2 separate regions of the Homo sapiens genome follow, and region 1 is linked to region 2. The links are chromatin contacts, found by Hi-C or POLR2A ChIA-PET in ENCODE. All regions are on one chromosome and are shown on one strand. The core of a region is the stretch at or near the end of the contact, and the rest is flanking DNA. Distances in the headings are between cores, read along the strand shown.

The links. A loop is a pair of places that touch in the nucleus more often than their neighbours do. ChIA-PET counts read pairs that join two places held with the same protein, here RNA polymerase II (POLR2A). Pooled maps may share reads with other maps.
Region 1: a loop to region 2 is called in a pooled map, with 4 times the contacts of the local background. The contact joins two enhancer-like sites. A Hi-C loop is called at or near these places in 3 of 50 pooled maps. POLR2A ChIA-PET finds 5 or more read pairs at or near these places in 9 of 52 experiments (AG04450, B cell, OCI-LY7 and 5 more).

Annotation. Positions count from the first base shown.
Region 1 is chr12:122,351,377-122,357,928 of GRCh38, forward strand. CLIP1 (CAP-Gly domain containing linker protein 1) reads right to left here. Exons shown (of 26, transcript NM_001247997.2): 6 at 3,739-3,936; 7 at 3,077-3,180; 8 at 1,350-1,410. Among named protein-coding and RNA genes, the nearest start is that of CLIP1-AS1, 41 kb to the right of the region's middle. Within about 2 kb of position 4,000, at least 3 of the 41 ENCODE cell types and tissues checked have a DNase peak (open chromatin) inside an H3K27ac peak, as active enhancers do.
Region 2 is chr12:122,450,712-122,457,523 of GRCh38, forward strand. No RefSeq gene overlaps it. Among named protein-coding and RNA genes, the nearest start is that of CLIP1, 31 kb to the left of the region's middle. Within about 2 kb of position 3,345, at least 7 of the 41 ENCODE cell types and tissues checked have a DNase peak (open chromatin) inside an H3K27ac peak, as active enhancers do.

The DNA of each region.
Region 1 (6,552 bases), core at 2,750-5,249, 99 kb before region 2:
TGGGGTGTTTTTAAATGGATGAGAACAACACAAAAATTGACTAAAGGAATGTGGCTGTATATGAAATGAGTGAAGAAGATATCTATTAAATTGTTAATGAACCATTAAATTCTGGGCCCCATAAAACTAGAACCCAGAAAATGCCCCCCTTGCTCTTTGTTAACTGTAAAGATACATTTATTTTCAAAGAAATCAGAGTTGCTGTTTGGAAGGGCCCCTCAAATTTAAGCATGGTGTGGGCAGCCAGCAGACTCTAAAATTGTAGCAAAACTGCATATTTGGGAAACGCACAGTTAAGTGCAATTTTTACTAAAATATTGTAGATTAAAGAACTACAAATCTGGAAAATTTGAAAAACTGAATGATTTACATTTGTCATATATCTAGCAATGGCTTGAAACCATCAAAACCATTTAATTCTGGTGTCTAATTTAAAAACTAATATGAATAAATTGTTAAAAAGGGATGAGAAACCTGACACTAAAGGAAAATCCATGAATTCTACAAATGCCATGAAAGTAAAAGAAGTTGAAATATAAAGTGTTCTTAGTTTTTGCTCTGCTAATTACTTTTTTAAAAAAATTAACAATTACAACATATTCCTTTTATAGGGTTATAAAAGGATTTATCCTGCTCAACTGGAAAGCAAAGCTGAGATAAAGCAAAAAACTTTGTTGTGGACTTTTTTTTTTTTTTTTGGAGACAAAGTCTCGACCCATCCCCCAAGCTGGAGTGCAGTGGCACGATCTCGGCTCACTGCAACCTCCACCTCCTGGGTTCAAGCGATTCTCCTGCCTCAGCCTCCCAAGTAGCTGGGATTACAGGCACCCGCCACCACGCCCGGCTAATTTTGTATTTTTAGTAGAGACGGGGTCTCACCACGTTAGCCAGGCTGGTTTCGAACTCCTGACCTCGGGTGATCCACCTACCTCGGCCTCCCAAAGTGCTGGGATTACAGGCGTGAACCACCGCACCCGGCCTGTTATGGACTACTATGACAAAATTTAAAATGCCTTTTCTAATCATCAGACGAACACCATTAAGTCTCACTTAGGACTGCTTTAAATTGAGGACACACTGCCAGATTTATGACTTGATGAGATCCAATTCATGGTTTTGCATTTTGAAGCATGAGAAAGAAGTAGTGCAAGTTCCACTCTGCTAGGAAGTGGGCCACACACTCACAGGCTCAAGTACCGGCACCGTCACCACAAAGCCACCCCCAGAACCTTCCCCCGCCACTTCCTCAGCTGGCTGTTCTGGCCGCTCATTTCAATTGGTGCATTATTTCGCCCGTGTTCTGAATACTGATACCCATAAAAGCTGTAAGAGAGCTGGAGGGGTTTTACCTCAAGATCACCTTTGGTAATTGATTCTTCTTCAACCCGGAACTGAAGGTCCTCAACCTTCCTGTGGAATAAAACCCAAACAAAACACTTAAGAAACTAAGTAACACACAGCCTTTAAAAAAACAAAACAAACAAACAAAAAAACACGTTGGGCATGGTAGGCCACTCCTATAATCCCAGCAATTTGGGAGGTGGAGGCAGGAGGATCGCTTGAGGCCAGGAGTTTGAGACCAGCTGGGGCAACATAGTGAGACCCAGTCCTTATATTTAAAAAAAAAAAAAAAAATCTATCATCACTACCCTGGTGAATTCAAGCAGACAGCCACCAGAAATGCCTTAGAGACATAGCAAGTTTAAAAATGCATCTTTGCACTTTGGGAGGGCAAGGTGGGAGAATGGCTTAAAGCCAGGAGTTTAAGAGCGGCCTGAGCAACATGACGAGACCTCATCTCCACCAAAAAATTAAGAAATTAGCCAGGTGTGGCAGCGTGCACCCGTGTCAACTACTTGGGCAGCTGAGGTGGGAGGATTGCTTGAGCCCAGGTAGTCAAGGCTGCAGTGAGTTATGATCGTATGACTGCACTCCAGGCTGCACAACTGAGTGAGACCTTGTCTCAAAAAGAAAAAATAAAATAAGCCACCTGTAATCCTAGCATTTTGTGAAGCTAAGGTGGACAGACTGCTTGAGTTCAGTTTGAGACCAGCCTGGTCAATATGGCAAAACCCCATCTCTACAAAAATTAGCCAGGCATGTTGGCATGTGCCTGTGTCCTAGCTACTTGGGAAGCTGGGGTAGGAGGATCACTTGAGCCAGGGATGTCACAGCTGCAGTGAGCCATGATCACACCAGTGCACTCCAGCCTGAGTGACAGAGTGAGACCCTGTCTCAAAAGATAATAAATAATGTTTTCTTTTTTTTTTTTGAGACGGAGTCTTGCTCTGTCACCCAGACTGGAGTGCAGTGGCGCGATCTCGGCTCACTGCCACCTCTGCCACCCGGGTTCAAGCAATTCTCCTGCCTCAGCCTCCCAAGTAGCTGGGATTACAGGCGCCCGCCAACAGGCCTGGCTAATTTTTGTATTTTTAGTAGAGACGGGGTTTCACCATGTTGGTCACGTTGGTCTCGAACTTCTGACCTCAAGTGATCCACCCGCCTCAGCCTCCCAAAGTGCTGGGATTACAGGCGTGAGTCACTGCGCCCAATCAGGCCATGTCTAAATGATTCCAAACTTATTGAAAAAAGTCAAATCAAAGCAGACGCTCTTCACACAGTATGGCAGAGTTCACCTTCTGCTGGACACATAGTCATTCCTTTGGTTCTAAGGGTTGATACCAACATGATTATTAATAGGAAATTTTCTTCTGAGGTCATTGAAAATGAAAAGGCTGCTGGGCGCGGTGGCTCACACCTGTAATCCCAGCACTTTGGGAGGCTGAGGCAGATGGATCTCCTGAGCTCAGGAGTTCGAGACCAGCCTAGGCAACATGGTGAAACTCCATCTCTACTAAAATACAAAAAATTAGCCAGGCGTGGTGGCACATTCCTGTGGTCCCAGCTACTTGGGAGGCTGAGGCAGGAGAATTGCTTGAACCTGGGAGGCAGAGGTTGTAGTGAGCTGAGATTGCACCACTGCACTGCAGCCTGGGCAACAGAGCTAGACTCTGTCTCAAAAACAAAAAAAAAGGGGGAAAGGCCACACTTGCACCAGGAAACAGTCTGGGGTCACCTTTTCTCCTCTTCAAGCTGGTTGAGAAGCTCCACCTTCTCCCTGTCAGCAGCTTCCACCATTGTTCGCAGCTGGTCCATTTTGGCTTCCAATTCCAGGACATGCTGGGGAAGGCAAGAATGTCGGTAAATGGACTATTTCTGACCCAGATACAGACCCAGTGATACTTCTCCAAAGAGCTGTGGGTCACCATGGTGGGTGGGCGTTACTCTAAAACCTTATGTTAAAAAGCTTTCTCTATTTTAATAGGTTATTCTCAACAGCTTTCCTGGAAGATAGATGATGAAAGTGATAAAGAACAATGTTAAAACACCTCTCATCTTTTTTGAAGCTGAAACACATATTAAGAGTAATCCACAAACAGCAGCTATAATCAATCATTGGTAAGGCCCTAGTAACCAAGCTGGCCTAACACAGACAGGCCAAAAGACCCGGACACAAAGACCAAACACTAAGGTCGAATCAAGAACAAAACTTCATCTCTGTGATCATGGAAACTGGCACCCCAGACTGTAGCTTTCAAACAAGCACAGCAAAGAAATGTACACCCATTTCTTGTGCTCTCAAGTCTAGCTCCTCGGTGCCAAGCACCGGGCATGCTTCTCGGCTCCTCAGTGGCTTTAGAAACCATCACCATCTCCGCAACAAGGTCCAGACTTCACCTGGTCATGTCCGTCCCGGGCCAGAGCTAGCTCCTGCTCTATCTCCCCCACGTGGCTCGTGGCCTTGGCCACCTCCGCCCTCTCCAGATCCCGTTCCGCCAGCAGCTGCTCAATGTGCTGCTGCTTCTCCTTCAGGGCCTCCTGGAGGGCAGTGGTACCGGAGATCTTCCTGGCGTAACGGGAGGAGGTTTCAGTCAACTGTAAAGGAAAGTTAGAGAAATGAAGGGCGATGATGCTGTCAGAAAAGCGAGGGAGGCGCGATGCATGCATGGCGGGCATCTGCTCGGCAAAGCAAGGGCGCTGCTCCAGCTGGCAGGCTGGCCAGGATTAGGAAAGGCTTCCTCAAAAACACAAGACAGTGTGTGCCTTCTGTCTATAAATCTCACAAAGAATACATCAACGTAAAGAGATCAGCCAGGTGCGGTGGCTCATGCCTGTAATCCTAGCACTTCAGGAGGCCAAGGCGGGTGGATCACTTGAGGCCAGGAGTTTGAGACCTGGCCAAGATGATGAGACCCCATCTCTACTAAAAATACAAAAATTAGCTGGAGTGCAGTGGTGCGATCTCAGCTGACTGCAACCTCCACCTCCTGGATTCAAGTGATTCTCCTGCTTCAGCCTCCCAAGTAGCTGGGATCACAGGCGTGCACCACTACCGCCCAGCTAATTTTTATATTTTTAGTAGAGACGGGGTTTTGCCATGTTCGCCAGGCTGTTCTCGAACTCTAAAGTGCTAAGGTTACAGGTGTGAGCCACCGCGCCAAAGGCCATCTGCTCAGCCACTGCTGGCTCCAGATCAAGTCAGCCTTGACTTCATCTTCTGCAGTCAGAGCTGCTGCAGCTGTCGCCTGAAAGCTCTTCTCTTCATCGGTTTCCCTAGGCCCTTACTGCAAGATGCACAGGATGCAGACTTACAGCGAGGATCTTTCCTCAATTAATAACTCGGCAACTTGAGAACTACAAAAGAATCAACCTTTTGTTCTTGAAATTACTTAAACATACCAGGAAGAAACTCCTGTTGTCTTTTTTAACCATTTGACCTTGACCTTCCAATTTCATTATATAGCTAAATTATACCTTCTCTTGCTAATATTTCTTCCTGAATACATTAAATGTGTGGTTCCCAAACCATGTGCAGAGATGCCCCAGGGTGCTGAGCAAACTCACCAGTGCACTGTAGGATGTTTTAAAATTTCAAGAGAAACACAGCGACATCTGCTGGACTCTGTGCAAACTACTAGTTTGAGGCAATTCAGTCTCATTAGATTGTCCTACAGTCCTTTCAATAACATCATGTACTTTCAAAGCTGGGTTTTGGCTATTCCCATGACGAAAATGAAAGTATGATGCAAAAATCAACATGCACAGGAAATGAGGTTGGTGATGAGAAATCAGATTCCAAGGCTTGACTAGATGTGTAGAGCCCAACAGCAGCGCACACAGTAACATGAAGTCATTCTGGTTATTAAAGAATGAATTGGGTCCCTCTCCCTCTCTCCCTCTCCCTCTCTCCCTCTCCCTCTCCCCACGGTCTCCCTCTCCCTCTCTTTCCATGGTCTCCCTCTGATGCCGAGCCGAAGCTGGACTGTACTGCTGCCATCTCGGCTCACTGCAGCCTCCCTGCCTGATTCTCCTGCCTCAGCCTGCCGAGTGCCTGCGATTGCAGGCGCGCGCCGCCACGCCTGACTGGTTTTCGTATTTTTTTGGTGGAGACGGGGTTTCGCTGTGTTGGCCGGGCTGGTCTCCAGCTCCTAACTGCGAGTGATCCGCCAGCCTCGGCCTCCCGAGGTGCCGAGATTGCAGACGGAGTCTGGTTCACTCAGTGCTCAATGGTACCCAGGCTGGAGTGCAGTAGCGTGATCTCGGCTCGCTACAACCTCCACCTCCCAGCCGCCTGCCTTGGCCTCCCAAAGTGCCGAGACTGCAGCCTCTGCCCAGCCGCCACCCCGTCTGGGAAGTGAGGAGCCCCTCTGCCTGGCTGCCCAGTCTGGAAAGTGAGGAGCGTCTCTGCCCGGCCGCCATCTCATCTAGAAGTGAGGAGCGCCTCTTCCCGGCCGCCGTCCCATCTAGGAAGTGAGGAGCGTCTCTGCCCGGCCGCCCATCGTCTGAGATGTGGGGAGCGCCTCTGCCCCGCTGCCCCATCTGGGATGTGAGGAGCGCCTCTACCTGGCCGCGACCCTGTCTGGGAGGTGAGGAGCGTCTCTGCCCGGCCGCCCCGTCTGAGAAGAGAGGAGACCCTCCGCCTGGCAACCGCCCCGTCTGAGAAGTGAGGAGCCCCTCCGCCCGGCAGCCGCCCTGTCTGAGAAGTGAAGAGCCCCTCCGCCCGGCAGCCACCCCGTCTGGGAAGTGAGGAGCGTCTCCGCCCGGCAGCCACCCCATCCAGGAGGGAGGTGGGGGGGGTCAGCCCGCCACCCGGCCAGCCGCCCCGTCCGGGAGGGAGGTGGGGGGGGTCAGCCCCCCCCGCCCGGCCAGCCGCCCCGTCCGGAAGGTGAGGGGCGCCTCTGCCCGGCCACCCCTACTGGGAAGTGAGGAGCCCCTCTGCCCGGCCAGCCGCCCCGTCCGGGAGGGAGATGGGGGGGTCAGTCCCCTGCCCAGCCAGCCGCCCCGTCCGGGAGGTGAGGGGCGCCTCTGCCCGGCCGCCCCTACTGGGAAGTGAGGAGCCCCTCTGCCCGGCTAGCCGCCCCATCCGGGAGGGAGGTGGGGGGGGTCAGCCCCCCGCCCGGCCAGCCGCCCCGCCTGGGAGGTGAGGGGCGCCTCTGCTCGGCCGCCCCTACTGGGAAGTGAGGAGCCCCTCTGCCCGGCCACCACCCCGTC
Region 2 (6,812 bases), core at 2,095-4,594:
GTAGAAACGGGGTTTCACCATGTTGCCCGAGCTGGTCTCAAACTTCTAAGCTCAGGCAATCTGCCCACCTCGGCCTCCCAAGGTGCTAGGATTACAGGTATAGGCCACCGTGTCCAGCCGACTTCATATCTTTGGCCCATTATTCTGTTGCATTGTCTATTTTTAAACTGATTGTAGTGGTTTTTAATATATTATGATTCTATATGTTCCAAATATTTTTTCCCATACGTGCCCTGTTTTTTTTTTGTTTTGTTTTGTTGTGTTTTTTAAATTTTTTTAAATGGTGCTTTTCAATTAATAGATGTTTTTAAAACTCTTAGGTCACAAAGTATTAGCCTATATTTTCCTATAAAATTTTTAAGGTTTTTGCTTTTATTCTCCTGGGATAGATTTTTTGTGTAATTTATGATGTGAGACAGCAAATCAAAATTATTTAAACTCATATATGTGGGTATTGCACCTAACCATATATATACATTCAGCCAGGCATGGTGGCTCACGCCTGGAATCCCAGCACTTTGGGAAGCCGAGGCGGGTGGATCACTTGAGGCCAGGACTTCAAGACCAGCCTGGCCCACATGGCGAAACCCCGTCTCTATAAAAAATACAAAAATTAGCCGGGTGTGGTAGCACCTGCCTGTAGTCCCAGCTACTTGGGAGGCTGAGGCAGAGAATTGCTTGGACCCAGGAGGCGGAGGTTGCAGTGAGCAGAGATCGCACCACTGCACTCCAGCCTGGGCAACAGAGCAAGACTCTGTCTCAAAAAAAAATTAACAAAGTATATATATATAAATATATGTATTCCAGTAACAATATAAAATGTAACATACATATATGTGTAATATAGTTTAGTTAACATGTATTACAAAGAAAAGTTAATATATTAAATAATACATGTTATATATTATCTATTACAACTTATCTTTTATATATACACACACACCCACACTCTTTAGTTAATACATATATTAGGGGAATATATAGATAGACCTCTAGATAGACCTCTTTCCATATCAGAAGATGTAGATTACCTTATATTAAAAAAATTTTTTTTGAGACAGAGTTTTGCTCTTGTTGCCCAGGCTGGAGTGCAGTGGTGCAACCTCTACTCACTGCAACCTCCACCTCCCAGGTTCAAGCAATTCTCCTGCCTCATCCTCCCGAGTAGCTGGGATTACAGGTATGCGGGATTACAGGATAATTTTGTATTTTTAGTAGAGACGGGGTTTCTCTATGTTGGCCAGGCTGGTCTCGAACTCCCAACCTCAGGTGATCCACCTGCCTCGGCCTCCCAAAGTGCTGAGATTATAGACATGAGCCACCACGCCTGGCCCCATATTTTAAATTATTTAATTTTTTTTTTCCCTAGAGATGAGTTCTTGCCATGTCGTTCAGGCTGGTCTTGAACTCCTAGGCTCAAGCGATCCTGCTGCCTCAGATTCCCAAAGTGCTGGGATTACAGGCGCGAGCCACTGTACCCAGCCTCCTCATTTTTTTAAACCATTGCGTTGTAAGATCATAGTGTGCTATGATTTCAACAGATTCCTACCAATAGACATTTAGGTTATTTTCAGTACTTGCTACTACACACATTGCCACAATAAACAGCCTTGGGTGCATATATAGTATACTCGTATTTCTTTTCTTCTTAAAAATGTTTTTTGTCTTACCAAGAAGCTTGAATCTGAAGCGCATACAGTGTGCTTTTACAAACATAGTTGTAGGATTAATGCTTAGATTAGAACCACTGAATCTAAAATATGTACATTTACATTTTTAAAAAAATTACCCTCCCAAAAAAGAGTGAGCCAATTTATATCCCCACCAATAATGTATGAGAATGCCTGTTCCCCTCTACTTTAACCTTTCTTAAATGTAAAACCAATCTTACTCCATCAAATACAGGCCATCAGAGCCTACCTGGAAACAGCTATGCATATGTTCCTGTCAGATAAAGCCATTTGAATCCCAAATGAAATTCCTAAAGCTAAAAGGAGATAAGGGTGCCTAAATCTGCTGGGACCAGTCAGATGTTGAGGTTTATGCTCTGCTGGTCAAAAATTACCTTACATTTTATTAGAGTTTACATCAGTTATCACGATTTCAGCAGCTGGTCTAACTCAGACTAGCGGAGACAATAAGGAGACTCATTAGCTCACAAAACAGGACGTTTGCAACACGGTTCAGCTTCAGGGCTGGTTGATGTAGTGGCTCAAGCCGCTAAATTTCTCAAGCACCCAAAATCTTTTCTTCTCTTTCTCTGCCATTTGCGGAGGTGGCTTCATCCTTCATTCAACCATCCTAAGGTAAGATGGTTGCCAGAGCAATGGATATGATATATGATACATTTCTGTCTCATGCGTTGTGTGAGGAGACCACCAAACAGGGTTTGTGTGTGCAGCAAGGCTGTTTATTTCACCTGGGTGCAGGCGGGCTGAGTCCGAAAAGAGAGTCAGCAAAGGGTGGCGTGATTACCACTAGTTCCTTTAGGTTTTGGGATAGGCGGTGGAGTTAGGAGCAATGTTTTGCAGGCAGGGGGTGGATCTCACAAAGTACATTCTCAAGGGTGGGGAGAATTACAAAGAACCTTCTTAAGGGTGGGGGAGATTATAAAGTACATTGATCAGTTAGGGTGGGGCAGAAACAAATCACAGTGGTGGAATGTCATCAGTTAAGGCTATTTTCACTTCTTTTGTGGATCTTCAGTTGCTTCAGGCCATCTGGATGTATTCGTGCAGCACAGGAGATATGATGGCTTAGTTTGGGCTCAGAGGCCTGACAATTTCCTATTCATGCTTTCTTGTGGTTTGCTTTGCTTTTGCTTTTGCTTTTGCTTTTTTTTTTTTTTTTTTTTTTTGAGACAGAGTCTCACTCTGTCTCCCCAGGCTGGAGTGCAGTGGTGCAATCTTGGCTCACTGCCACCTCTGCCTCCCAGGTTCAGGCGATTCTCCTACTTCAGCCTCCCTAGTAGCTGGGACTACAGGCCTGCGCCACCACACCTGGCTAATTTTGTATGTTTAGTAGAGACGGGGTTTCGCCCTTTAGGCCGGGCTGGTCTCGAACTCCTGAACTCAGGTGATCCGCCTGCCTCGGCCTCCCAAAGTGCTGGGATTACAGGTGTGAGCCACTGCTCCTGGCCTTTCCTATGGTTTTCTAAGTGTGCGTGTGCATGCACACACACACGTGCACGCACACACGCACCCTCTGGCATGCATCTCCTTGGCCCAGGTGGGCCCAGATGGGCCCAGGTCTGTCCACCCTGAATATACCATGATCAGGGTAAAGTGAGTATTGCACAGTCAACTATAACATTCACTACTGTGCTTCCATTTTCAAAGACTGAAGCAGAGACTACCAGAAGTCCCGCCCCCCTCAAAGCCATTCTACCCTCTTCCTGTATCTGATTCTTCCTGCCATGTGACATCCAGAATGAAGACATTTCCTAACTTCCTGTGTTATTAGGGATGGCCATGAAAATAAGTTCTGGCCAAGCTGAAGTAGCCCATGCAACCTCTTGGAAGTGTGTGTGTGTGTGTGTGTGTGTGTGTGTGTGTGTGTAAGAGATGGAGGCTTGCTCTGTTGCCCAGGCTAGAGTATAGTGGCATGATTACAGTTCACTGCAAACTTGAACTCCTGGGCTCAAGCGATCCTCCGGCCTCAGCCTTCGAGTAGTTACGATTACAGGGGTGAGCTACAGTGTCCAGTCCAGGCAGTTTTCTTAAAGGGAGAGGGCAAACATTTATCTTTCTTTTCTCCCTCCTGCTGATAGGATGTGATATTGTGACATAATAAGAAATAGGCCGGGCATGGTGGCTCACGCCTGTAATCCCAGCACTTTAGAAGGCCAAAGTGGGCAGATCACTTTCGGCCAGGAGTTTGAGAGCAGCCTGGCCAACACAGTGAAACGCCGTCTCTACTAAAAATACAAAAGTTAGCTGGGCATGGTGGCACATGCCTGTAATTCCAGCTACTCGGGAAGCTGAGAAGGAGAATCACTTGAACCCGCGAGGCGGAGGCTGCAGTGAGCCAAGATCGCACCACTGCCCTCCAGCCTGGGTGACAGAGCGAGACTCTGTGTCAAAAAAAAAAAAAAATAGAAATATACATTTTGATCTTTGTTGCCCCTGGCTTCTGGCCAGAGCTCCTAAAACCTTTGCAGTTTCTAAAGCAAAAAATGTTAGGAGCATCTTTCGTTCTACCATTTGGTCTTTGACCCTGTCTCCTAATACGAGCGCCTAATCCTTTGGAATTTTCTGGGTGACAGGAAGACCTATTGTTCTAATGAAGCCAAACTTGGTGGGCTCTTGGATAGCTTCAGGATGGGGGCTGGTCACCAGAATGACCAAACCATGATTAGCATCCTGAAACTTTCAGCCTCACCCTCCGTCTTCTGGGTGAGGGGAAAGGGCTGGAGATTAAGTTAATAATGGATCACGCCTGCATGAAGAAGTCTCCATAAAGGCAGAGTGTGGGGACTCAGTCTGTAAACCTAGCACTTTGGGAGGCTGAGGCAGGAGGATCACTTAAGCCTCTGGAAGTTGAGGCTGCAGTGAGTCGTGATCATGCCTCTGCACTCCAGCCTGAGTAGTGACAGAGCAAGATGCTGTCTCAAAAAAAAAAAAAAAAAAAAAAAAAAAAAGGCTGGGCGCAGTGGCTCACGCCTGTAATCCCAGCACTTTGGGAGGCCAAGGCAGGCGGATCACCGGGTCAGGAGATCAAGACCATCCTGGCTAACATGGTGAAACCCCATCTCTACTAAAAATACAAAGAAATTAGCCTGGTGTGGTGGTGGGCGCCTGTAGTCCCAGCTACTCCCAGGAGGCTGAGGCAGGAGAATGGCGTGAACCCAGAAGGCGGAGCTCGCAGTGAGCCGAGACTGCACTCCAGCCTGGGTGACACAGCGAGACTCCGTCTCAAAAAAAAAAAAAAAAAGAAAGAAAAAAGAAAAGAAAAAGAAAGAAGGAAAGGCCGGGCGCAGTGGCTCACGCCTGTAATCCCAGAACTTTGGGAGGCCGAGGCGGGCGGATCACGAGGTCAGGAGATCGAGACCATCCTGGCTAACATGGATAAACCCCGTCTCTACTTAAAAAAAAATACAAAAAATTAGCCAGGCGTGGTGGCGGGCGCCTGTAGTCCCAGCTTCTTGGGAGGCTGAGGCAGGAGAATGGTGTGAACCTGGGAGACAGAGCTTGCAGTGAGCCGAGATCGTGCCACTGCACTCCAGCCTGGGCGAAAGAGCGAGACTCCGTCTCAAGAAAGAAAGAAAGAAAGAAAGAAAATCTCCATAAAAATCTCTGAACTTGCAGGCTAGTAAACGCCCACATGCTGGGGGTGTGGCGCACCCCTGCTCCCCGGGGACAGAAGCTCCTGTATTCAGACGCTTCTGCACCTTGCCCTATGTACCTGTTCATCTGGCTGGCCAGGTATATCCTCTATCACATTCTCTATAATAAACTAGTAACTGAAAATGTTTCCTTGAGTTTTGTAAGCCATCATAGCAAATTATTGGACCTAGAAAAGGGGTCATGGGAGCCTCGATTTGTAGTCAAGTCAGACAGAAGTCTGAGTAAACTAGGGACCCACTACTTGAGATTGGCAACCGAAATGGGGGGAAGTCTTGTGATACTAAGCCTGTGGGGTCTGCTCTAAGCTCACGTCATTTGTGTCATAGTTGAATTGTGGAACCCCCAGTTGATGCCTGGAGAGTTGAAGAGGGGGTTGGTGTGGGAAAAACCCCACACATCTGGTGCTGGAAGTGTTGAGTGTTATAGAGAAAACCATTTGCTAGGCTGAGAGCAGTGGCTCACGCCTGTAATTCCAGCACTTTGGGAGGCTGAGGGAGGATCCTTTGGGAAGATTGCTTGAGCCCAGGAGTTCAAGATCAGTGGTAATATAGTGACACCCTGTCTCCACAAAAATAAAAATAAAAAAAAAGCCAGGTGTGGTGGTGTGCGCCTGTGGTCCCAGCTCCTCAGGAGACTGAGGTGGGAAGATCACCTGAGCCCAGGACGTCAAGGCTGCAGTGAGCTACGATCACACCACTGCACTCCAGCCTGGGTGACACAGCAAGACCATGTCTCAAAAAATACGACCAGGCGTGGTGGCTCACACCTGTAATCCCAGCACTTTGGGAGGCCAAGGCGGGCAGATTACTTGAGGTCAGGAGTTCGAGACCAGCCTGTGCAACATGGTAAAACCCTATCTCTACTAAAAATACAAAAATTAGCCAGGCATGGTGGTGCACACCTGTAGTCCCAGCTACTTGGGAGGTTGAGGTGGGAGGATCACCTGAACCTGAGGTGGGAGGTTGACGCTGCAGTGAGCTGTGATCAGGTCACTGCACTCGTGCCTGGGTGACCTAGGGAGATCCTGACTCAAAAAATAAAATAAATTTAAAAATACAGTTTTTTTTCCCCTATACACTGAAGTACAGGTGTAATGACTGGTCCTAGAACCATCATGTTGACCCCAGCAAGCGACCCTGTGCCACTTTTGGACCCCTGTTATGGGTTGGCTTGTGTGCCCTCCAAAGAGATATGTTAAAGTCCTGCCCCTGGGCCAGGTGCGGTGGCTCACGCCTGTAATCCCAGCACTTTGGGAGGCTGAGGTGGGCGGATCATCTGAGGTCAGGAGTTCAAGACCAGCCTGGCCAAATGGTGAAACCCTGTCTCTACTAACAATAACAAAAATTAGCCTGCCATAGTACCCAGCACCTGTAATCCCAAATACTCCGGAAGCTGAGGCAGGAAAATCCCTTGAACCTGGGAGGCAGAGGCTGCAGTGAGCCGCGATCGCACCTCTGCACTCCAGCA